Regions from separate parts of the Homo sapiens genome. Here region 1 is linked to region 2. Evidence: chromatin loops called from intact Hi-C (ENCODE). Cell type or tissue: GM12878. All regions are shown on one strand. Links, peaks and the distances in the headings refer to the core of each region. The heading gives the core; the rest is flanking DNA.

Region 1 (9,046 bases), core at 632-8,631, 67 kb before region 2:
TAGGAGATGAAAGGGGAAAAAACAACTTTCCGAAACGTACAGCTTTATTTTTTCCCATTTATTTAATATTTGGAAAGATCAGCTGTATATTGCAAAAGTGGTTATTTTGTTTGAGATTAGCTTTCTTTCAGAAGTTAAATCAATTTTACTTCTGTTGTATTCAACTGCCGTGATTTAGCTGGAACATGGAAACACAGAAAATGAAGGCGGGGAACATGCCTTCATTTGGCATCAGGCTTGGACAGAAGAGAGAGAATTTCCCATTTCCTATTGAAAGAACATCTGCATCAACATTTTCTAAACAACACTGAGCATTACATTAAAATGATATCTTCGATGTATTGTTTCTACTTGGAGAAATTACACAGGCTACAAAAGAGTCACTTCTCCGGATGAATGACATAATAGGGACACAGGCAATCATATCATTGTGATGACTTTTAGAATCTGTAATTTGCACCCCTCTTGTTGGTGCCCTAATGATACTGCCATGAACTTATGTAACAGCATGAAGAATTCTGGATGTTAAAAATTAAGTCTCATATTTGTTCTTATATCCAATTTAACCTGAATTAAATGTATGCTTTGGGAGAAATTGTAGTTGGAGCAGTTTTAGGTTGCTTGGGTGCATCTGAAAAGTCACGACATACCATAGAAATAAAACAGCTTCATTTTGTTTAGTAAGCACTTACTAAATGTCTGCTCAGCAAAGGTATAAGGCAATGGAAGTATGAGAATGAATTTGTAATTACAGTAAAATGACCAGACAGCCAATTTCCTCAAAAATTAAGGAACGGCCGGGGGTGGTGGCTCATGCCTCTAATCCTAACACTTAAGAGGCTGAGGCAGGCAGATCGCTTGAGTCCAGGAGTTCAAGACCAGCCCTAGCAATATGTGAATCCCTGTCTCTACAAAAAATTAGCTGGACAAGATGGTGTATTCCTGCAGTCTCAGCTACTCAGGAGGCTGAGGTAGGAGGGTTTGAGCCCAGGAGACAGAGTTTGCAGTGAGCTGAGATCACACCACTGCACTCCAGCCTGGGCAACAGAGTGAAACCCTATCTCAAAAACAGCAAAAATAAAACAGAAACAGAAAAGAGAAAGAAAGGAGTTTCATATATAACAGTTTGGTGATAGTGTCTCCATTTTCATAACTTTTATGTGAACTAATCGTTTTCCCTACAATTACTCTGTGAAGAAGTTCATGTACTATAACTCCCATTTTATGAGTGAAGAGACAGAGATTTAAATTTCAAGGTGTCCTATGGTTAATCACTTTCTTCAGGATGAAGACCACAGCCACGTATCCTGTCTTTTTGTTCAGTGCTTTAACTTTATTCAACGGTAATAGCTTATGAAATGAAAGAGATGAAAATATCTTACCATTCATCAAGTGGACGAGGATGATGTTTAAGGAAATGTAATAGACCATCACTGAAATACAAAACTCTTTCTGTCAGTATCTTTATTCTCTAAACACTGGCTAATATTGCAGAGCCTGGAGGCAAGTTTATGTCTTTCTTTTAAAGATGCTTATCAAAGTATAAAGCATTATTTGAAATCAATTGAAAGGAGATTTTTTTCTGAAGGCAGTGTCTGGCTAGTCTTGAAAAAGAGAAGACATTTTCTGAGAATCCCACTGGGAAAGACAGAATCTTTATAGAGGCAGAAAAATAAAGGTCTGTAGACAACCAGAGCTGACATGAATGGAACAGTTTAGAAAAGACACACAACATCCCGACGGGAGGCCGCGTTCCTGGAAAGCTAGACTATCACACAGCTGGCAGGTGGAAAATAAACCCTTAGACATCTCATGCCTGTATCAGGGAGTCTGTCAGGGGGGTGGTGCCCTAAGATGTCGTGGGCACAGGTGCTGTCAAATATTTTGAAGTAACCGGGTGTGGTGGCTCACACCTGTAATCCCAGCACTTTGGGAGGCTGAGGTGGAAGGATCACTTGAGCCTAGGAGTTTGAGACCAGCCTGGGCAACATAGTGTGACCTTGTCTCTACAAAAAAATTTAAAATTTAGCCAGGCATCGTGGCATCCACCCCTAGTCCCAGCCACTTGGGAGGCTGAGGCTGGAGGATCACTTGAGCCCTGGAGGTTGAGGTTGCAGTGAGCTGTGATTGCACCACTGAACTCCAGCCATGGCAACATAGCAAGACCATGTCTCAGAAAAACAAAAAAAAAAGAAAAAAAATAAAAACCAAACAAACAAAAAAGTGATATTCCAGGGTTTTCCTAAAGTGCTCCCAAGGTTCCCTGGCTCAGACCAACACCTGTTCAGAAGTCCTCCTGCCCGTCCTGAACTGCTCCAGTAATCCCTCATTCAGAGGACGGGATTACAAGGATTCTTCTGAGCAGCTGCTGTGCCCCAAGGATGCTCCCAGGGCTTGTCCTGTACCCTCTGAATGGCAGTAACAGTGACACTCCAAGACCAAGAGAGAGGCCGCCCTGGTGGGGTTCCGCTTGCTCACTCGCGCGTGGTGCAGTCTGGGGCACATTATTTATTTAAGCCATGTGAACTCCAGCTGCCAACCTAAAATGAGGATGATGCTACTATCTACTTCATGGATTATTCTGAGGACAAAAGGAGCTAACCCACGTACAATGCACGGCTCTCCACCCAGGACTAAGAAAGGTTCACTGCAGTGGCTTCTGTTTTTGATGCTGTATCAGTAAGTCATCAGTTTAATGAAATGAGGTAAGTACTACATCACCCTCAGTCCAGGGAAAACTAAGTGTCTTATCCAAGGATGTACGTCTGCAGGAGGGTAGCAGGGGAGAATGGGGCCGGCTGGATCCCTAGTAGTTTCTGAGATCCAAAGACGGTTTCTAGAGTAGCTCTTGAGGACAACCAGCTGTCATACAATACGTACTCATAGGAAAGGCTTTGAGAAGGATTAAATGCATCTGTGTTTGAATTTTGTGTATCCCTCCTCCTCAGCAACACCTGATCCCTCTGTCTGAGACACATGGATGAGATTCCTGAGAAGGAAGCTGGGCGGTTGTTTCTTGGTTTGGAGCAGAGGAGGAAGTGTTACATATGGTGTTGAGATGCTGGCACTGGATCTCACCCTTCCTCTGTATGACTGTCCTTCATGTGATAGGACCACACTTGTCACCGTCCTACCTACATCCCAGCGCCAGTCTCCACCTCATCCAGAGGCGGTTAATAAATGCTCCCTCAATGGATGTCAAACAAGTTTTCATTATGTGTAAGAACGATTTCTAAAACCAGGTCTTATTGTCCCCTTGACTGTGGTCAAAAAATGTTTAGAATTATAGATAGATAGTCACAAAACATTGAAATCCCTATGGTGAAATTATCATCAGCTCTATTTTATATTAGGTTGCCAATTTCTGCAGACTAGATTATTATCTTGTGTAGGGAAGCCACTGGGTTTATTCATCTTTGTTTCAGTAAATGTGCATATCACCCAGTTCTTTTTCATTTGCCGCCTCAGAAAACATTCTTGCTATTGGATTAAATTTAAAAAGATTAAGTAATAATTTAAAGATTACTAAAAAATATCATGATTTATAGTCTTTGAAGAAAATGAAGAAGGTCAAAAGTTTAAGAGACCTCAGTGAAGTTGTACAGAATTGCAAAACAATTAGTATATTTACTCAACAGTTTTCAGCAATATGTACTAAATTGGTTGAATTAATGATGGCATTTAATATTAAACACATTTTAACTTTTTTATTCTAATTAATAAAACTTTGAGCTAAAGGTATCTTAAATATCTGTTATATTGAACTGAAAATTGCCCATGATATGGGCATAAAATGTCTTACATATATTCCTCTTATAAATGTTTTATATACTTAAGAAAATTGTATTCTATACACATATAATTGAATCTTTGTTAGTTATTCTAACATCAGTTATACATCTGTAAAACTGATTTTTAAACTTGTTCAAATTAATAATTTCCAACTGTTTGTTAAATCTCTTAAAATTGTATTAAGTCTGCTGATAACTGTTAATAGCAATGTAAATAGACTGACCTATTGAGTAATATTAAACCATTTGTTTAAATTTTTCCTCTATGAGGGATTTGAAAACTACACCAACTTTACTGTTACTTCCTTCTGAGAAAAACAAAATTTAAATAAACAATTCCCTGCTCCTTCCTCCAGTACATAAAATATATACAGGTTTTTTTAAAAAATCAAACTACTTTCTGAATTTTCAAGTCATTTTTTGAGATTGTTCCGTTGTTGAATTATGATTTTGAATTAAAAAGAAACTAGTCGCTTAATGAGTTAGCTGCTTGTCAAAGGCAGACAGAAGTTCTGTCAACCGTTTCCAGCAGGAGTCGATTTCACAGCCAACGACAATCAGCAGAAGCAAGTTTACAAATTACAGGCTGAGGACAATGGGGCAGAGATAAGCTACTCTATTAAAAGCAGGAAAACACAGAGGCCCCACTCTGCTTGCTTCGCAGGACTTCCCCATGGAAGTTCCTGCTTTGCAGCTTAGTATTCCCCTCGAAGCATGGGTGCTGTTGCTAACAACACAGCAGTGGCTGGACTTGCTACTGATGCTCTCTTAGGGCATCCTGGTTGGTTCAGTGTATATGGCAGACCCCATATATCTTTAAAAGTTATGGGACTCATAGATGTTTAAATCTGTGCCACAGAATTCCAACATGCCAGCTACTCTCTCATCAATACAAGTCAACAACAGCATGGCACTGTCTTTTTTCTCCCCAATTTGTATAGATTATAGTGTGGCCTCAGTTTTTTTTCTTGTATTCCTGCTATACCTAAATACTTTCTGGAAAACTCATACTTAATTTTAAAGGTATTTATGATCATATGCATTTGTATCTCTAGCTCTCTTGTATTGTAAAGCATTCGTATCTAGAGCTAGAGTAAATGTGAAACTGTCTGATATTTTTCACTTTGTTTTAAAACTGCATGGGTAGCAATGTCTTCAATCTTAGCTTCGTGGAAAATAGCATTTCTACATTTCCTGGATTTGATCCAACTATTGAAATTGAAAATTGAATTGAAAATTGGAGCCACACATCTTGTCAAGTCCACCAGTGCTCACAATTGGGACTAGTGGTTTACAATTACCCAGGGGAAAATCCCACTCTAAAAGAACTCAGTCTCACCCTGACCAAATAAGGCATTCATAATGCAACACTTCTGTAATACTTATATTCACACTGAAATAAAGCTTTCATTTGAGAGCCATCTTACATACACACTCATATGTTATTTGTTAATATTATTTGTATTTTTAACTGTCAAGCTAAGTAATTTAGTGCTCTTTTCTTCCCCCAGCAAAATAATACACTCACAAGACACACACATAGGCACAAATCTCACATGTAATTGAACATTTCTCTACCATTTTTGACAATGTACCAACCGTGTTTCAGCCACATGGAGTTAATGGAAGCACTGAGTTGCCAACCCAACTATTTCTAGTATTTATTGAGGGCGACACTTCCTCGGAGATGGGAAGGACTCTCAAGTCAAGGACTTGGTTCAGATCCCCGCTTCACCAGTTCATACTTCAGTTCCCTGTGCCTCAGTTTACTTATGCAAGATATGGCACCTACCTCCTGTGTTTCTTGTAAGGATAGAATCAGTTGATATATTGGAAACAATTAGAACAATATCTGGCATATAGTAATTGCTGTATTTGTATTGGTTTTTCATCTCCCCAAATTAAAAAAAATAAACAAAAACTTCTAGATTTCTTGTAAGCATAGAATCAGTTAACATACTCCAAACAATTAGAACGATGTCTGGCATATAGTAATTGCTGTGTTTGTATTGGTTTTTCATCCCCCCTCCATTAAAAAGAACAACTCACCATCTCACAATTATTCAGAATGGTTTAAAAATTAAATTTAAATCACATCCTTTGAAAATGTTTGTGTAACATATCTGTTCATGAGTATGTGACTGATGATGTCTTTCTGACATCTGTGCGTGGTTTCAATCATTCTTATTAGTTTAATAGTGCTCTGCAGTAATTTCTCGACACTTCTCAAACGTAAGTGATTCTCTGGGAATTTTCATCTAGCTTCTAACTCCCAGACAGCAGAATCATACGAATAATTTTGGGAGCCCCCAAAGCTATTCATTCTCTTGGTTTAAACTGGGCTAAAGAAACTCAGGGTCCAGTTCTGAGATGACACGATTTTCTAGAATGATTAATTAGTCCCCTTGGGTCAGAGCCATTTCACCCCACTTTAAACATTATTTCTTCTAAATGCAATGCATCACAAATCCTCCATGCTGCCTATTAGGTGGCTCAGAGAAGTGAGAGGGCAGATAATGCCCATTAGATGAAGTATAATGGTGACATTAGTCTGATAAGAATACATTGTGCTTCTAGAGTATTCAAAATGCTTAAATGGCATTACTATAATTTCGTCAGCATTTACCCTAATGGACTGAGAGAATTAAAGTGCTGCAAATATGTACATTTTGTCTAACTATCGTGTGCCTTTCAGTGTATTTCTTCATTCAGCATGGATGTGCAGGCTGAGCCTGCCCTGGCCACTTGACATACAAAGCAGGATTAGTCCAGGAGAGATAAAATACGAAGAGTCGGTGCAACATAACATGAGCGGGGCTGGAATAGAAACGCTGTCCTGGGGCTGTGGGCTGCAGGAGCTGACAGTGTGTTACTGGGGTTGGATTTGCTGGGGTGGGGGTGTGGGTGGGGGTAGCCAAGGCTGCTGAAGGCGGAATGCGCAGCTGTCCTGAGGGAGGCTGAAGAGGCTTGGCACCCTCAGGGCTCTGTGTGTTTTATTGATAGGCTCAAACCCAAGACCAGCCTAAGGAAGACAGCCCACACTAAGACTAGAGAGGCAGGATGTGGATGACCAAGGGTCATGAAAGACTGGGTTAGATCTTGAGGACAGGCAGTGTTTGCAGGATTATACACAAAGATGCAGTGTAACCCGAATGGTGTTTTAGAAAAGTGCAACGAAGATGAAAATAGCTGAAATACTGCAGCAATAGCAGCTAAATGGGTGTTAAGGAACTGGGGCACTGACTGCTTTATGCACACAAGAAGCTATGGGGCCATTAGGAGACCAGGAGAGTCTGGTCAGGCGCTGTCCTGAGTGCTTTACCTGACACACCTCACTTAAATCTTCATATCTGTATGAGCAAGAGGCTCTAAAACCCTTCTGTTTTACAGATGTGGAAACTGATGCCCAGCAGCAAGGCTGGGTGACTCAGGCAAGGTCACAGCCAGGGCGAGACGTAGACTCTGTCTGTAGCCTCTTCCCCCATGTGTCTAATGACAAACCCAGAGCTTCCAAAGAACCTAACACAACCTGCTTTAGTGGGAAGAGGATCTTTCTCTGGGAAAGTGGAGAGGACGAAGGTCATTCAAGTTCAATGGCCCGGCACATTCAAGTTCAAGTGGCTCACACCCGTAATCCCAGGGCTTTGGGAGGCCAAGAAGGGAGGATCACTTGAAGCCAGGAGTTTGAGACCAGCTTTAGGGACACCCAGTCTCTACAAAAAAAAATTTTGACATTAAAAAACAATAGCCTGAATATTCCACAGGGCCAAACACCCTGGGCTTGTCATGAAAGGCAAGGCAAAGGGTTGCTCTTGTTTACCCAACCACACTCAGGTCGGTGTGGCAAGTGCACACAATACAATCCTGTTCAGGTAATTATGAGGAACCATAGATTTGATTCTGAACTTCCTTTTTTGACTAGAACAAAGAAGAAATAAGTGTAATTGTAAGAGTTCAAGAGTTCAAAACAAACCTGTTGCTCAGTAGTGTCACTAACTTTTCTTGGCTCTAAGACCCGTGAGTAGCATGTCAACGGGCCTCCGACAGCAGATGTGGGATAATAGCACAGCGCCCCCAAACACCCCCATGGGCGATGTCAGAGCAGATTGCATGAGACACCTTGGTCTTCTTGTTTATTATATTATACTACAAACGCACACATACATATACATACATATTTTATAGTATACATATATGCATATATATGAAAGCCACAAAGACACTGATAAAGCATATCATTATGCATCATAAAAATTAGAACTTTGCCAATATTTTGAAGTCTTTAGTTTTCCCTTCCCTGATAGAGTGCCAACTTGCTAAAATTTTGTGCTTATTACTTGCTTGATTTATAAAATATTTTTATCTATTTCACAGGCATTTTTTAACAATATATTATCTACTTTTGTAAGTTTTGAACTTCATATAAATGAAATTGGTCTATTTCTACTGTTGTGTTAATTCTCTTTTCAACATTAAGATTTTCGTATTTACCTATGTTGCTGACTGTGGTAGTTCATTCATTGTCACTGCTGTATGGTATTTTGGTGTTTTAATACGGCACATTTTATTTTCCATTCTCTTGTTAATGAACAATGGCCTGTTTCTTGTGCACCAATGTAGGCAAAGAAATAAAATCGAGCATAATTTAGTTTAAAAATGCAAAATAATATGGCTCAAATGTACAGCTTTCTGATCTTCTGTATTAAAAGTATGGCTTAGAATATCTGGAGGGCTAGAATTACCCCATATCTTCCCAGAATTCCCAATGCATCTGCCTTTTAATAACAACCAGCAGAGAACTAGTGATTATATTATCTGGCAATATTAGCATGCACAAATTCTCTTTTGCTAATAAGAACTCTATTTACTTTTATGTTAGTCAAAACAGAAGGCAAGATTTATGTTTCCCTATGAAGATGAAGAAACTGACTAGAACATTGCCTAATTGGAAGGCTATTTAATGTTCCAATGGAGAACAACCACAAACAAACAAGCAAACAAAAATGGGTGGTCCTGGCCCCAACAGTCAAGCTAGGAGGTGTATCTACAATAATCTTCATATGGATATTTTTCAAAATAGGTATTGCCAGTTCTCTCCTGCTTTCCTAAAAATGAGGACAAGATCCCTGAATCATGTACCCAGAAAATGTCGAATTGTTGGCAATACACCTGCCTCACAGGGCCCTCCAAGATGAACCAGACACAACATTTATTATTTTGTTAACTACATGTGGGACTTTTTTATGGCATTGTTG
Region 2 (9,046 bases), core at 520-8,519:
GGCATGAGCACCAAGACATGGGGGCTCTGGGGGTCATCTTGGAGGCTAAGGTGTGTTCTCCACAGTTCAGCCATTACATCACAGTAAAGTGGAAAGGTTGCTTCTAGCTCCAAATCCTTCAAGGATGTCCCATTTTGCTCAGAGCTTGTATTGCCTAGAAGCCCTGCACAATCTGTCCCCACCCTATGCACCATTGTTACTTCTCAGATTTGATCTCCTATTACATGCCCCTCTTTAAATATTATATATATATATATGTATGCTTTTTTTTTTTTGGGGGGGGACAGGGTCTCCCTCTGTTGCCCAGGCTGGAGTGTAGTGGTGTGATCTTCTCGGCTCACTGCAACCTCCACCTCCCGGGTTCAAGTGACTCTTCTGCCTCAGCCTCCTGAGTAGCTGGGATTATGGGTGCTCGCTACCATGCACGGCTAATTTTTGCATTTTTAGTAGAGACAGAGTTTCAGCATGTTGGCTGGGCTGGTCTCAAACTCCTGACCTCAATTAATCCACCCACCTTGGCCTCCCAAAGTGCTGGGATAACAGGCTTGAGCCACCCGCCCGGCCCTCTTTAAATATTTCTTCCTCAGAGTCTTTGCCTCTGGCTGGAATGTTCTCCCCTTGAAGACACCTCCAGGTCTTTGCAGACATCTGCTTCCCTTGTCTGGCCCTGCTATGCAGCTCTGTGCTTTATCTACAGCCATGGCATAGGAAGCAGCCTGAGACATGACACGGCTGCCTCATGCCCAGCTTGTTGAGTACCACGTGACCTCCCTGCAGGTAAGGACATTTGTCTGCATTATTTTCTGCTTGCTCAGGACCTGGCATGAAAGAGGCATTAGATACATATTTGCTCTTCTTGCATTTTTTTCATGATTAGGCATATTCTGTTTTGGCTCCTTGTAGAGCTCTTGGATTAGGTTCAATTTGCTAAACGTGTAAACCTATAAATTTTAGGATGCTTTTATCCAGAGCTGTTTCATTTCATCATCTTTCCAACCCTGGGAAGTAAGGGCTATTATATTATTATTATTATTATTATTATTATTATTATTATTATTATTCCTTCTTTACATTTAAGGAAGCTGAGGCCCAGAGAACTTCACAGCCAAGACCCAGCAAAGCCAAGCTGATGCTTGGATCTTTGATTGAAACTGTGCTCATTCCACCTCTTTATACTGCCCTTTAGAAAGGGTCAGTGATGGCCGGGCCTGGCAGCTCATGCCTGCAATCTAAGCACTTTGGGAGGCTGAAGCAAGAGGGTTTCTTGAGCCCAGGAGTTTGAGACCAGCCTGGGCAACATGGCAAAACCCTGTGTTTACAAAAAAATACAAAAAGTAGCCAGCCATAGTGGTGCACATGCCTGTGGTCCCAGCTACTCTGGAGGCTGAGGCAGGAGGATTGCTTGAGCCTGGGAGTTGAGACTGCAGTGAGCCATGACCACACCCTGCACTCCAGCCTGGGCAACAGTGAGAGACCTTGGAAAAGAAAGAAAAGAAAGGAAAGAAAGAAAGGAAAGAAAGAAAGAAAGAAAGAAAGAAAGAAAGAAAGAAAGAAAGAAAGAAAGAAAGAAAGAAAGAAGGAAGGAAGGAAGGAAGGAGGGAGAAAGAAAGAAAGAAAAGAAAGAAAGAAAAAGAAAAGAAAGAGAAAAAAAGAAAGGATCAATGAGATGGTAGCACTTTGACACACTTTTTTTTTATTATGCACTTTTTTAATTGAAGATAATTAGGAAACTAGGAAGAAAAAGCAAAATTAAATAAAATAATTGTAAAACTGAATGAGAGTTAGCTTATGAAGAATCAAAAGCACTTAACCAAGACACAGCGTAAAGACGACTGAACTAGGCCGGGCGTGGTGGCTCACGCCTGTTATCCCAGCACTTTGGAAGGCTGAGGCGGGTACATCATTTGAGGTCAGGAGTTCAAGACCAGCCTGTCCAACATGGTGAAACTCTGTCCCTACTAAAAATACAAAAATTAGCTGGGTGTGGTGGTGGGTGCCTGTAGTCCCAGTTACTCAGGAGGCTGAGGCAGGAGAATCCCTTGAACCCGGGAAGGGGAGGCTGCAGTGAACTGAGATCACGCCACTGAACGCCAGCCTGGGTGACAGAGTGAGACTCCGTCTCAAACAAACAAACTAACTAAAAAACCCACTGAACTAAAAGTCAGGATATGTGGTTTAAGGGCTAACTGTTCTTACATAAAATATACAACTTTGGAAATTGTATTCACACTTGCTGAGCCTTCGGTTTCTTATCTATAAAATGGGGTTAAAAATACCTACTTCATTGGCAGGCCATGGTGGCTCATGCCTGTAATCTCAGCAGTTTGGGAGGTACAGGTGGGATGATTCATTGAAGCTAAGTGTTTGAAATCAGCCTGGGCAACACTGCAAGACCTCATCTCTACTAAAAATAAAAAAAATTAGCTGAGTATGGAGGCACATGTCTGTAGTCAGCTATTCTAGAGGCTGAAGCAGGAGGATTGCTTGGGCCCAGGATTTGGAGGCTGTAGTGAGGTATGATAGCACCACTGCATTCCAGCCTGGGGCACAGATTGAGACCCTGACTCTAAAAAAAAACCACAAAAAATACTGTGTTCTATGCTCATTCCGTGGGTGACGGGATTTTTTGTGTCCCAGACCTCAGCATCATGTAATATACCCGTGTAACAAATCTGCACATGTTCCCCTGTATCTAAAATAAAAGTTGAAGAAAAAACAAAAAAAAATCTACTTTATAAAAGTGATTATGTGAGAACATAGTGTGGAAAAAAACATTTTAAATTATATCCCTATATGAGTGTAAGGCATCACTGCCATAACTTTGAAAAATAGTGTGTTTCACCTAGAAACACTGAACCTCCAAACAATCTAAACATTTAAATGAATGTATTTCAAATCCATCTATGTGAAATTTATAAAATTTATAATAGTCATGTAATGACCAAATTATATAGAGACTTATTAGTCAGATCAACCAATACATATTGAGTTCTCATTATATTCTTAACAATATGCCAGTTTCTATGTTGGGAATCAAAGAAATATACACTCCCAGTCTGGGTGTAGTGGCTCACAGGTGTAACCCCAGCATTTTGGGAGGCCAACATGGGTGGATCATTTGAGCCCAGGAGTTTGGGACCAGCCTGGGCAACATAGTGAGACCCAGTTTCTACAAAAAGTACAAAAACTTAGCCAGGCATGGCGGCACATGCCTGTGGTCCCAGCTACATAGGAAGCTGAGGTGGGAAGATCCCTTGAATCTGGGAGGATGAGGCTGCAGGGGGCCACGATTATGTCACTGTGCTCCAGCCTGAGTGATAGCAAGATCCTGTCTCAAAACAAAACAAAACAAAAACTACACTACCAGATCCTTTCCATAAGAAAATTAACAAATGACTACACATGTACTTATACATTCAAAATAATTTAAGTAATGAAACATTATATGAGAAAGTATACATTTTCCCCTTGATTTATTAATGCTGTCAACATTCAATACATGTCTGTTACAATTAGCTCTTGTGTGTGCTCTTACATTTGTGAGTCCAGCACCACACTTTCAGTTCAACGTACTGCTGGGACACAGGATTCAGGTGCACTACTACCAAGCGGGATCTTGATTTAGATGTCCTGACTTAGCAGTCAACTCCCTTTAACAGGACAGGGTAAAAGTGCAGTCTGTGTCAGCTCTATTAGATTTCCTCTTAATTAGCTTATTTTCACACAAAAAAATAGTTACGAAGAATAGTGTACAGTTTGGATAACTTTAAAAGTTATGTATCAGGTTTGGTGCAAAAGTACCAAAAATGGTGGTTGGTTTTAACCTCAATTACTTTTACACCAACCCAATGAAATGTTTGCTCCCATGACCCAGTGAAGAGTTAGGGCATCATCTTATTAGGATATCGCTCAGAAGCCTGGCCACTCTCTGGGCATCATACTCCTGAAAGAAATGGTCTTGCGACATCTACTGTTTTGGAATTAATTGACAGCAATGCATAAAGGTTTGTGTGGTTGATTTGTTGTACTGTTCTTCATTTGAGAATGAATTATACTATCCAAGGAATATGTTGAAACAAACTGGACTTTTTTTTTGTTTGGCAACCTATATCGTCAATCATTATAAGCACAAGTACATTCAAGAAACCATCAGTACTGTCTGTGAGGTTCTGCACACACTTTCCAGGGGATGCAGGCTCAGGGCTGGGCCATCAGGGGTCCTTCATCAAGAACAAGGGTGACCTCACAGAACCTTTTCTAAAAATTCTCTCACGGAAAGTCCCTTTTCTGTTTACACCTCTTGATTCCTCTTTGGCCTCTTTTGTTTCACAGCAAAACAGAAGTAGAAAGAGGTGCTCTCGTGACGGCAGTGCCACGTCGCTTCACAGACCTTTTGTGCTGACAGCTCCCTGGCCACTAATTAACTTCTAAGTATTTATGTTGGTGCAAAAGTCATTGAAAGTAATTGTGGTTTTTGCCATTTAAAGTAATTTTTGCCATTTAAAGTAATGGCAAAAACCACAATTACTTTTGCACCAACCTAATATTTAAAAGGCAGAACACCAGTTTTTGATAGAGTAAAATAATTAATAACACTTCACTGTAAATATTTTTCTCCTGTATTTCCTAGCACTGGATGAGTGTCTAGCCTCTGAGTCAGCTTTTACTGACAGTTCAAGCTTGGTGGAAAATAACTTCTAAAGAACAAGGAAACCAAATAGCATATGATTCCTAAGCAGAAATGAAGGGATTTTAATACAAAGTAGTTGATGTTCAGAGATCACTGGGACACAGTGTGATCCAGAATGGAAGTGGAGTTGGAGTCATGTATGTGAGGATGGGAGAGAAAGAGAGGATCTAGAGAGAAGGGGAGACAGTGAAGGATGGCAGAACAAGCGCATGCCAGGGAGGGTGAGCACACTGAGATACTCAGGACAGGGGCGCTTTAGGGGTACAGTAGCTGCCAGGCAGCAGATGGAGTACGGGGACTTGAAGGGAAGCAGGAGCACCAGCTGGGGGTCCCTACTGCAGTGCGCTACATAAGAGGTGATGGAGGCTTGCCCTCAGGTGGCGCAGACGAGGCCATGAGAAGCTGTTAGATTCAAGATATATTGATATATTCTATATCTCATTCTATTGATATATATATATATACACACATCAATATCAATATATATCTTATTCTATTGATATATATACAGAACAATATATATCTCATTCTATTGATATATATCAATAGAATATAGCTATAATATCTAATATAGAATATAATATCTCATTCTATTGACATATATTGACATATTGATATACTGATATATATATATATATATATTGATATATTCTGATGACTGTTTTTGTGTTGTTGTTTGTTTGTTCATTTGAGGCAGGGTATCTCTCTGTGGCTTAGGCTGGAGTGCAGTGGAACAATCTCGGCTCACTGCAACCTCTGCCTCCCGGGCTCCCACTTCAGCCTCCAGAGTAGCTGGGGTTACAGGTGCCCACCGCCATGCCTGGCTAATTTTTGTACTTTTGGTAGAGATGGGGTTTTACTGTGTTGGCCAGGCTGGTTTCGAACTCTTGGCCTCAGGTGATCTGCCTGCCTTGACCTCCCAAAGTGTTGGTATTACAGGTGTGAACCACCACGCCCCGCCTGAGATGACTGTTGATAGGACACGCTAATGAAGGTAAGAGAGGGAGAAGAAAAATAGATGACTTTATTTTGTGACCTGAGTAATGAGATAAAAGCCTGGGCTATTTCCTGAGATGGGAAAGACTGAAGATATGGCAGCATTTGGGGAGGATGTCAAAAGTTAGATGAGGACCAGGTGACGCTTTAACTCTATTAAATATCCAAGCAAAGGTGACTGCAAGGCATTTGGATATAAGGAGGTAAGGCACATTGAGTGTTGGCTAAAACAAGGCATACCTGTGACAATGGACCCAAACTCAGGCCAAAAAAATTGGGGTTAAGAGTAATACATTCAGTAATCAGATTAGTACAGTCAGACAAGAATTATTAATTTCTTGCCATGTCCAAAACACTGTCATAAGCCCCATGGGAGTAAATTAGGCAGTCCTAGAAATCAGCCTGGAGGAAGACACAGATGGAAACAATTCTGATACCAGGTATGCTAAGATATGTTTATAACAATAAAGCAAGCTCTATTGGTATGAGGGGACAGAAAGAGTGAGGTCTTTTGATTTGAAAATACCCCTTGAGGTAGGATTAGGGATAAACCTAAAGGATTGTGTAGACTAAAGGATAAGGCTTTTTAAACAAACAAATCACTTTAGCAACAGTGCACTTGAGGAGGTGCTTGTGGAAGGACAGGCAGGCTGATCGGGCAAGGATGTCGGGTGCAGAAGGTTTGCAGTGGCAGAGAGGGCAGGAGAGGCAGACCAGAGGTCTGATAAGGACTTTGGCTTTAATTCTGAAATAATGAGGAACCACCGAAGCCTTATCACTGGGGGATTTCCATGCTCAGGTTGTTGTTTTAGGAAATTGAAGAGAAAAGATGGACCACCATGAGGGAGACGCTACAAATACTGGCCTCATCTTTCCACCTGGATAGTTACCAGCAAACAGTGTGGTTCAGAAACTAATTCTAAATTCGTATGTGGTTCTTGAAGGCCCAGAAAGAGGAAAAATAGAAAATAGTAGAGGAGTTTCTGACTGAGTTATCATACAGCAAAGCCTAGGAGGTTGAGGGGATTGAAGGGAAGAAGTGGCCGACTCTGCCACGTTGGGGTTAGGGAAATAGGGAGTGTCACCAAAGAGGACACTGCAGTTATCTGAGTTAGGTGGTCTGGAGGGAGGACATTTTCCAGAGTCCAGGAGAACACAAGTCAAAGTCATAATCATCCATCTCTCCTATGTTGGGTTCATACCATTAGATAAAGTATGATAATATCACAACAATTTAGGTCAGAGGTTCAGAGGTTCTCTGAAATGAACCATTTCATAAAAAAAAAATAAAAAAAAAGGAATGTCCGGGCACGGTGGCTCACACCTGTAATCCCAGCACTTTGGGAGGCTGAGGTGGGTGGATCACGAGGTCAAGAGATCGAGACCATCCTGGCGATTGAAACCCTGTCTCTACCGAAAATACAAAAATTAGCTGGATGTGGTGGCGGGTGCCTGTAATCCCAGCTACTCAGGAGGCTGAGGTAGGAGAATTCCTTGAACCCAGGAGGCAGAGGTCACAGTGAGCTGAGACCACACCACTGCACTCCAGCTTGGCGACACAGTGAGACTACGTCTCAAAAAAAAAAGAAACATAATTTTCTAAGCATAATTTTCTCAATTTTTTAAGCTTATTGACAAAAATGTATTAGCCATAACACTCACTTATCTATGCAACAACTTTTTAGTTTTCTGTTCTCTTTTCTTTTTCTTTCTTTTATTATTTGAGCCCAAGCATTGAATACACAGTTACTTTTAGACACAAGTAGATTCAATTTTGTAGTGACAGCTGTGTTTCTAAATTGCCCGTCTTCGTTTCTCTTCAGATTCTTTATCTGTAAAATTAGCAAAGTGGCAATCTTCTGTTATGGCCCCGGTGGGGATTGAAGTGATTAGGTGACCACATACCTTGAAAACAGAAATTGTTTTGAGAACATTATAGCCTCAGGGCCTTACAGCTTTGGCCAAAATGGCCACAATAGGGTAATTTCCTTATTACTATTCTTTAATGAACCTAATTCTCTTAGGCAAGATTAGGGGAAAAAAAGAAGGGGGAGAAAAGTGAGAACAGGCAACAGGCTGCAGTGATTTCTTCTCTGGTTTAGTATTTACAAAAAGCCCATGGAGAAAACACCACCATAATGTAGAGAAGGGACAGATGCTCACAGAGTGTCAGATATGCCTGCAAGTCACACAGCTAGTTAGTGACACGAGGGCTGGGCGGGGTGGGGGACGGGGTGGAAAGGGGAGGAGGAAGGGGGAGTACGAAACCAATTCAAATCACAGTTAAAAACACCATCACTACATAGGCTTTCTAGGCCCAAGCCAGTCTATCATCAACATGAGGCATCCCTCAGATCCTTTTACAAAAATCGGTATTAGTTTACATATCTCTCTCAAATCTGAAGGTTGATATGATTTACCTTAAAATTCAGAGATCTAACAAGATTTCACCTATTGGGAGTTCCACAGTGACTTCTGAACATGCGAGCTGAAGGTAAATTATTCTTCTGGGTTCAGGCTGACTGTCTCGCTATCTCTTAAAATCTGTGTTGTTACGAACAAACAATCATCTAAGGCATTTATGAGTCGTGAGCTGTAATGTTGTTAAAACTGAATCACAGAGAAAGCATGGAAGACTCAGGCCCTGCGTGCAGCAGATGGGGTCTTAGGTACCCGAAGGGGCCTCGCCTGCCAAGGCTTAGTGTTTGTATATGAAAACATTCCTATGGTAACGGACCGAGTAAACACGAGAAAACAAACCGGCCAAATGTTATCGTTGAAGCTCTTCACTTCCAGAGGGAGGGTTTAGACTCCCTATTTCTCCACAACTTTTGATTACCAAAATGTGCATTCAGCTTTCTCGATTTTGTTTGGAAAGAAATGAATGAACAACAGCAGAAGCAACATCGGGGGAAACACTTGCCAGTGTCCTGAGCAATTCCTTTGGCTTGTTTATAACCAAATACAGCAGCGGGGCAGGAACACCATGACCTCTGCACGCTCAACCTCTCCAGGAATTCTTTTGGAGCCACTGTGACGCGGCACCAGCCTCACTGCACATCTTTGTTCTTTTTGGTGTTTTCTAAACTGAGTTCCTTTTTTTTTTTTAAAAAAAAAAATACCAACGTGTTCAAATTCTATGCATTGTTTTTATGAATGAGGGTTCTTGAAGGAAGCAAAGTTCTCGCAGGGTGATTCAAACGAGGAGCTCTTGGTGGAGACAACTCACAGACTTAACTCTCAGCAGAGTGAGGTGTCAGCACACCTGAAAACATAATTGTCATGTGCTGTCTGGGTCCAAAAGACCCTTTGTATTTGTACATTTTAAACATTTTAAAGTTTTTCTACAGGTAATTTACA

The links. Hi-C counts contacts between places; a loop is a spot of excess contacts. Peaks named below come from ENCODE experiments on the same cell type or tissue, not always from the same donor. Only the 100,000 strongest peaks of a DNase experiment are listed, where the experiment ranks them.
Region 1: it touches region 2 in a loop (5-fold over the local background); 4 of 110 quality-filtered maps call a loop at or near these places.

The regions. Positions count from the first base shown.
Region 1 is chr10:3,831,533-3,840,578 of GRCh38, forward strand. It overlaps LINC02639 (long intergenic non-protein coding RNA 2639), which reads left to right and starts at 2,418. Exons shown (of 2, transcript NR_134490.1): 1 at 2,418-2,705; 2 at 2,949-3,196. In GM12878, for the core only: no CTCF peak of the experiment used is centred there; DNase peaks (open chromatin) are centred at 4,399 and 5,079; H3K4me3 peaks cover 980 bases; H3K27ac peaks cover 3,422 bases.
Region 2 is chr10:3,898,289-3,907,334 of GRCh38, forward strand. No RefSeq gene overlaps it. Among named protein-coding and RNA genes, the nearest start is that of LINC02660, 9.2 kb to the right of the region's middle. RefSeq lists enhancers at 3,842-4,890, 4,113-4,402. In GM12878, for the core only: a CTCF peak has its summit at 3,978; a DNase peak (open chromatin) is centred at 4,333; H3K27ac peaks cover 1,896 bases.